2 separate regions of the Homo sapiens genome follow, and region 1 is linked to region 2. The links are chromatin contacts, found by Hi-C or POLR2A ChIA-PET in ENCODE. All regions are on one chromosome and are shown on one strand. The core of a region is the stretch at or near the end of the contact, and the rest is flanking DNA. Distances in the headings are between cores, read along the strand shown.

What was found. A loop is a pair of places that touch in the nucleus more often than their neighbours do. ChIA-PET counts read pairs that join two places held with the same protein, here RNA polymerase II (POLR2A). Pooled maps may share reads with other maps.
Region 1: a loop to region 2 is called in a pooled map, with 4 times the contacts of the local background. The contact joins two enhancer-like sites. A Hi-C loop is called at or near these places in 5 of 50 pooled maps. POLR2A ChIA-PET finds 5 or more read pairs at or near these places in 4 of 52 experiments (GM10248, MCF 10A, PC-9 and 1 more).

The regions. Positions count from the first base shown.
Region 1 is chr17:29,239,605-29,243,578 of GRCh38, forward strand. No RefSeq gene overlaps it. Among named protein-coding and RNA genes, the nearest start is that of CRYBA1, 5.3 kb to the right of the region's middle. Within about 2 kb of position 1,472, at least 11 of the 41 ENCODE cell types and tissues checked have a DNase peak (open chromatin) inside an H3K27ac peak, as active enhancers do; they include PC-9, where a contact is called at or near this core.
Region 2 is chr17:29,123,822-29,127,524 of GRCh38, forward strand. All of the region lies in intron 2 of MYO18A (myosin XVIIIA), which reads right to left. Among named protein-coding and RNA genes, the nearest start is that of MYO18A, 55 kb to the right of the region's middle. RefSeq lists an enhancer at 3,656-3,703. Within about 2 kb of position 1,255, at least 14 of the 41 ENCODE cell types and tissues checked have a DNase peak (open chromatin) inside an H3K27ac peak, as active enhancers do; they include PC-9, where a contact is called at or near this core.

The sequences.
Region 1 (3,974 bases), core at 222-2,721, 120 kb after region 2:
CCCAGCACTCTGGGAGGCCAAGGCAGGCAGATCACCTGAGGCCAGGAATTTGAGACCAACCTGGCCAACATGGCGAAACCCCATCTCTACCAAAAAATACAAAAATTAGCCAGGCGTGGTGGTGGGTGCCTGTAATCCCAGCTAACTGGGGGGCTGAGGCACAAGAATCACTCAAATCCGGGAGGTGGAGGTTGCAGTGAGCCAAGATCACACCACTGCACTCCAGCCTGGGTGATAGAATGAGGCTCGGTCTCAAAAAAATAAAATAAAATAGGCCGGGTGTGGTGGCTCACACCTGTAATCCCAGCACTTTGGGAGGCTGAGGTGGGCGGATCACCTGAGGTCAGGAGTTTGAAACCAGCCTGGCCAACATGGTGAAACCCCATCTCTACTAAAAATACAAAAATTAGCCAGGCGTAGTGGCGGACACCTGTAGTCCCAGCTACTTGGGAGGCTGAGGCAGGAGAATCGCTTGAACCCAGGAGGCAGAGGTTGCAGTGAGCTGAGATCACGCCATTGTGCTCCAGCCTGGGTGACAGAGCAAGACCGTCTCAAATAATAATAATAAAAAAATAAAAATAAAATAAAAGTAACCATCTAACTTTTTATTACCAACAAGTGTCAAGAAAAGCCATGAGACCATTCAAATTTACATCTAAGGCAAAGAAGAGAAACTAGCCCCACCAGAAAAAGAAATAAATAAAGGGGCCGAGGAGATGAGAATAAAGTTGCTTTCCTAGCTACTCTGTTGTTCACACGAGTCAAGAGGAAGAGGGATGCCTATAAGCAACATGATAAAAAATACAGACTTTTGAAACAAAGAGAATTGAGTTTGTAATGTGGCTCTGCCACTTCCTAGCTTATGTGGCCTCAGGTTGATAACATAAGTTCTCTGAGTGTTTTCTGCATTAGAAAATGGAGCTAGTTAGGCATATCTCCCAGGGTTATTTGGGAGCACTAAACTAGATAACATTTGGAAAAAGACTTAAAAACATATTGGTTTTCTTCCTTTCTCCTCTTTGTTATAGGATGCTGTGGTTGGCTGGTCAGCCTGGGTAAGCCAGGGAAGATTTCCTGCAGGTGGTGACTCTTTACACTGTCTTCTCCAAAGGACAAAAGAGAAGCAGATTGGCAGAGGCGGATCATGGGATGCTCCAGACAAAAGCAAGAGGAGACTAGGGTTGGCAGATAAAACGCAGGATACATACCCAATTAAAGCTGAGTTTCAGATAAACAACAAATATTTTTTGAGTAGAAAAAAATGTTTGAGATCTACTGATACTGAAAAAAAAAGCCATTATTTACCTGATATTCACATTTAATTTAGTGTCCTATATTTTTACTTGCTCAGTCTAGCAACCCTGAATGATACAGAGTTGGACTGCTTGGCTACAGTGGAGAGAGTGGGCTGAGTGTCACACAATAGGACAAGTCCCATCCTTGTACCTACTTTTCTAGCTGTTTCATAGGGGTTCTAGTTGAGAGGAAGTGACTAAATCTGCAGTATTGAGAAATTCACTTAGACTGAGTTGAATTGAGATGCTCTGAGTCATTTACACACAGAGCAAGCAGGCTGTGGAGGCTGGGCCCTTAGGACAACAGCTCTCCCAGCAGGTTGGCATCCTTTTATGCCTGGAAGCAGAGGAATGGATGACCTCAGAAAGGGTTCAGAAAGAAATGGAGGCAAGTTCTCCCCCAGTGCCTGCCCTGCTGCCTTTTCAGGCCCAGCCAGGCCCTGGCTCCCCTGCCTGTTTGAAGAGGTAGAAAGGCACAGGGCAAAAAAACAAGATCCTGCAGCAGCAGCCCCTCATGGGGGAGGTGGGTGCAGGCTGAACGCTGACTGGGCCCTTTGCTTTGTACCCATCCTGCTTATTCCCACACAACAAAAGCGCTGCTCAGCCGCCTGGCCAGCTCCATTGTGCACTTACCACAAAGTGCTGAGTCCAAGGGCTTCCCTGGCCCCATGACCTCACTCCCTCTCCCCCGGCCTAGAGGCAAGGCCAGGGAGTCAAAGCCATCCACAAAATTCCACTGAGCATCTATGCTGCTTGGCGTGTAGCCCTGGTGTCCAGAAGCCCAAGGTTCGAAATGCCCTGGTTACATATGGGGAGCTGTCATGGTCCTCTTAATGTCAGATATCACCTCTAAATCTAACAGTGCACCCCGCTGGACAGCCAGTTGTCTCATTCAGTTGTGCAATGGGTGTGCAGGCTGAGAACACAGTTTGCAACCTGTGTCCCCAAAAGATCCATGCCCTCTAGAAAACTAGACTGACAGAATACGCTGCTAAAATTTAATAAAGAAAAATATCGGAAAACAAGAAAAATGGAGTGAATTTTCCAAATTCAAAGGAAACATTTTTTATCTGAATTTTTTTTCTAAAATCTGTGCTACTTGCTCCCACTTGTCTCTATGAGAATTTAGCAAAAGATGGTATCTGACTTGGCACAGTCAGTAATGCAATTACCATGTGGTGATGAGTTCTGAGTACCTAGCATTGCTCTAAATCCCTTTATTTCCCTTCATCTGATAGCAGTGGTTAAGGTAGATATTATCACCCTATTTTGTGCCAGGAAGAAAGAAGATGGGCTTTGCAGTCAGATAGACATATACTGAAGTCCCTGCTAGGTTCCCTGGCCCAGAACTTCCCTGGCCTCTCAGAACCTCAGTTAGCTCATCTGTAAAATGGGTATTATTATCTACTTCACGGCATTGTGGTAAGGATTACAAAGACACTGTCTGGTTTTGCAGTCAATGCTCAGTAAGCTGTAGTTATTATTAATAAGGATGAACAGGAGAGACCCATACTCAGCCTGGGAGAAGGGATTCCAAGCTGGTTGCTCCCTTCATTACCACTCCTTGAGTGGCTCTGCTTTAACTTTCCTGGAATGAGATGGGGCTGGGGGCTGCCGCAAGGGAAGCAGCAGTGCCAGACAATGTCAGAGGGGGAATCCGCCAGAACTCTGTTAAAAACTATATTGAGTTGACATTTGGAAGGCTTGGTGGTCAGTACTGGAGAGCTGAGAATCCTCAATCTTTCAGGACTTAAGGTGATTGAGAAAAGTGGATTGAGGCCAGATGAGGACTTATGACTCCAGGAATGTATGATGGATATTTGTAAATTGTTCTCACAATAACCCTGATTCCCACCCGACCACCACTATAGTTCTGTGCATGTGTGTTTGGGCTTTTCAATCAAACATAAAAGCCTCGCTTCTCTGCAAAAATTAAAAATTAGCTAAGTTGATCTCCATGTACTAGCAATTCAGTAGGATGTAAAGCCCCCATATTACGATGCTGAGGGTGTGTGAAGCCCAAGCAGGCCAGTTGTGGCTGGGGTGAGAAGGCCAAACTCAGCTGGGTGCTCCTAGCAATAAGGACTATGCCACCAGAATCACAAAACCCAGTCATTCATTCATTCATTCATTCATTCATTCGGAATATACTTATTGAGCTAGAAGGTATGCTTAGAGCCGAAGACGTAACAATGACCCAGGCAGGCTGCAGTGGCTCACACTTGTAATCCCAGCACTTTGAGAAGCTGAGGCCAGTGAATCCCTTGAGTCCAGGAGTTCGAGACCTGCCTGGGCAACATGGCAAAACTCTGTCTCTACAAACAAATACAAAAATTAGCTGGGCATGATGGCGCACACTTACCATCTCAGCTACCTGAGAGGCTGAGTTGGGAGGATCGCTTGAGCCCGGAAGGTGGAGGTTGCAGTGAGCCATGATCGTGCCACTGCACTCCAGCCTGGGCAACAGAATGAGACCCTGTCTTAATAAAAAAAAAAAAGAGAAAGAAACAACCAAAAAAAAAAAAAACCTCAGTGAACTAGACAGATGAGGCTCCTGCCCTTATAGAGCATGGAGGCTAGTGGAAGAATTAGATAGGTAAACAATGTTTTATTTTTTAAAATCACTTAGTCTTAATAGAAAATATGTTCCCAATGTTCAAAATTTAAAGATTACAGAAA
Region 2 (3,703 bases), core at 5-2,504:
GTGGATCACGAGGTCAGGAGATCGAGACCATCCTGGCTAACACAGTGAAACCCTGTCTCCACTAAAAATACAAAAAATTAGCTGGGCATGGTGGCGGGCACCTGTAGTCCCAGCTACTTGGGAGGCTGAGGCAGGAGAATGGCGTGAACCCAGGAGGTGGAGCTTGCAGTGAGCCGAGATTGCGCCACTGCAGTTCAGCCTGGGCGACAGAGCGAGACTCCATCTCAAAAAAAAAAAAAATCATTACAATGTTGTATATATATATTTTTTCTCAAATCACATAAGACAGGGGAGACCTTTATGTTGAATAGACACCTTCTATGGGCCAGGTATTTGGGGACTGATGAATAAGGTGACATCATAGCCTGTAACTAACTCCCTTAAAGCTCATCTGAAAATGGGTTTCTCACATTGGCCAGGAGGTGGAGACAGAGAATGTCTCACGTTCAGGCATGGGCTGGGAAGAGGGCAGAGATTCTGCCTTTCCAGCTTTCTCTCTCCAGAGTGAGCAGAGTTGAAACACCTAGAACTCAACCAGGCCCCCCTTGGGCTCCAGTGGCTGAGAACCACATGCCACATGGGCCCAACTTGAAGGGCGACACTCGGTCTAGATGCTCCCCAGGGGCCTGACACAGAGCTGCACCATCTCAAGCTCCCGGCACTACCTCCCGCTGGGGTCCTCCCAGACACAGGGTGGGAGCCTGGAGGGGAAAGAGGCCTTACACTCCAGCAGGAGGCCCGAGCACAGACGCCAGCCCAGGTGCAGGCCAGTGGGGCTAGGTGGTCACTGGAGGGAGCGGAGGGCTCCTGAGTGGGGGGAGAGCACCCTACCTGGCTGTGGGCATGAGAGGCGGCCTCAGAGTCCAGCTACCGACAGCAAGCAAAGGAGAGAGAGAGAAGAAGGGTGAAGATAAGCAGACCACTGGCACGCCCCCTTCAGCAAGTGCTCCTGAGTCAAGTGGGCCGGCACTCTCTAGTTGTCCAAGGCTCGGGGTGAAGGTGGGGGAGCTTGGTGCCAGGACCTGGGACCTGGCCTGAGCAGGTGAACTGCACCCAGTCAAGGAGAGGCCAGGAAGGTGAAGAGACACTAGTGACCATCAGGCCTCTCAGAGGAGATGCTCCTCTAAGTCATTCCCGGTGGCCCGGGCAGGAGTCTGCCACTCTGCCTCTGGCCGCAGTCTCTCCTGGGCTGGCCATCCGGTCTATTCTGAATCAGGCTCCCTCTTCTGTGTGTCTACCAGGTCAGGCCACCTCACCACACCCAAGGCCTGGGCCCCCTGCCAGCCTCTTGCCTTATCTCCAGAGCATTTCTCAGCCTAGCTCCCCTGTGGCCACCAGCACAGAGCTGTTCCTTGCCTTCTAACACAGCCCAAGGGTGCCACTCCCTAGGCCAAGGGCTGTGTTCAGAGCTGTCGCCCTGCACCTCTCATAGAACACAGCTCCCAGCAGCTTGCAGTCTAGAATCTCTTCCTCAACCCCGACGTACCCTATAGCACTCCCACCTCTGCCAGCCAGGCACACCGACCCCATCTAGATCCAACCTGGGGACCACTTGACAGCTGCCCAAGAGCAAAGGCACTGTGGGCAAACCCTGTGGCCAGCCGTGACCTCTCTGGTTACTTAAAGCCCTGAAAAGCCTTTCTGGGGAGGAAGGCAAGTCAACCAGGACTTGGATGTTACCTGTTAGAAATCGGCAAGGAGTTATCAGGCCCCACCTGGGTCTAGAGAGCCAGGTCACCAAAAATAGCGACAGCAACCTTCCTTACCACCCGCCAGGCCCTGACACCAACACATGTCCTCGAGGCAGGACAATGTGGCCAGAGAAAGGGACTGGGCCCTGAGCGAGGAGGGGTGCCCTCCCACATGCACAGGACTTTGGGCTCTCTGGAGGAACCACTCTCCCCAGAGCACTTCTCTCATTTCTTTAAGAGAGAGCCCAACATGAGGGCCCACAGGCCGCCATGGAGCCATCTTCATGGTCAGCGCGCCTACAGACACACACAGGGTCCTGCCGCCAGCCTCAGGAAGAGGGCGGCCAGGGACTGGGACCCACACACAAGAGTGGCATTACAGAAGCTGTGAAGATCCTCTCCAGCCGCTGGTGGGCCTCTTCCACGGGGGTCAGCTGGACCTTGGCAGCTCCTGCCTAAAGGTTAAACCACTATTAGTCCCAGCCCAGAAATGGAGAGGCCACAGCATGCGGAGCTCCCAGCCCAGGAAGCCACTGGGACCCACTAGGGAAGGGGAGCAGCGCCAGGGAGCAAGCCGCGCGGCAATCTGAGTTTTTAAACCATCAGATTAGAAAAAAAAGAACAAGTGCCTGGGAGTTCTGGGGTTATTTCTTCCCACCTGCCTATCTTGAGCACCAAATGGCCCTATTATCCCACTTGCCCTCTGGACCCTTCCCCAGGCCCAGGTGACAGGTGGCTAAACTCCAGGTCAGGGCATGTCTCAGCTCCCATCTCCTCCCTTGTGAGAGGAGGAGGGACGGGGAGGAGGGACGGGGAGGAGGGAGGGGAGGGCAGCCGCCCGGGAACAGGACCACGACACTCCCCACCTGCTTATGGGTTCTCCAGAGCGACCAACAGTTCTGCCCATACCCTGCCCAAAATGCCCATGCCAGCTCCTCCCTGTGAGCAGGAACAGGCACTTCCCTGATTCACAGAGTGGGCCAGGTGGGTGGGGGAAGCGGCGGCTGGCTTTTCTCTAAGTGCTGCAATGCCCAGGAAGAATGGGGAGCAACAAGGCTCCCCAGGTCCCAGGAGGTAACAGTCAGGGAGGGCCTCAAGGCCTCTCAGGCTATTCCCCCATACCCTCCAGACCCCTCTCCTTCCAGCCAGAAGGAGCCTGCATGAGCACAGGGAAGTAGTGGCAAAACTTGATGCTCCTCTCCCACACCCTGGGAGGCCTCAGCAGGGTCCAAAAAAGGGAAGCTTGAAGAGAACTGTCCCCAACTCAGAGGCCAGCCAAGAAGGCAACACTTTCCAAGGGAAAGAGGCTGGACTGACCCTCCCTCCTGCTTCTCAGCCTCCTGCCCCACCCAGAGAACACTTTCTGGGAAGATAGGGTTGCCCCTATATCCCAAGGGGCCCACTGTACCCATCTGCCATCCAAGCACAGGGCTCCTCAAGAGTCCTGCTGCCAGATGGTCATGCTGGCCAGGCCTAAAGAAGGCAGTGATGGCAGTGAGGGCATCAATAACAACTGTTATTAGCACCACTATCAACGCTACCATTTATGGAGCACCCACCATGCCAGGGACCGGCTTGGAGCATTATCTGTATCATTTCTAATCTTCTGGTTACTTAAAACCCTTATTAACCCTTATTTGCAATTCCAAAATCCCAAAAGCCCCCCCAAACAAAATATTTTTCTTAACTATTTTGGCGGCAAAACCTGGCAGTTTATCCTCTATGCCCCTGTAGTGTGAATATTCATAGATTTTGCTTTGGAAATATTAATGTTTGTTACACGTTGTTGCTCATTATGTATACTGTATGGCACTAAAATACAAAGATTACTAATTTCCAAAATACTGCCACACCCAGGGTATCAGAGAAGAAATTTTGGACCTGTATTATCCCCACTCAACAGAGGAAGTCTGAGATGGGACTTTGCTGAGGTCCCAGGGGATGAGTGGCTGGGAATGCAAGCCCAGATCCCTGACTTGAGAAAACAGTCTTTCCTCCTGGAACTGATCTGC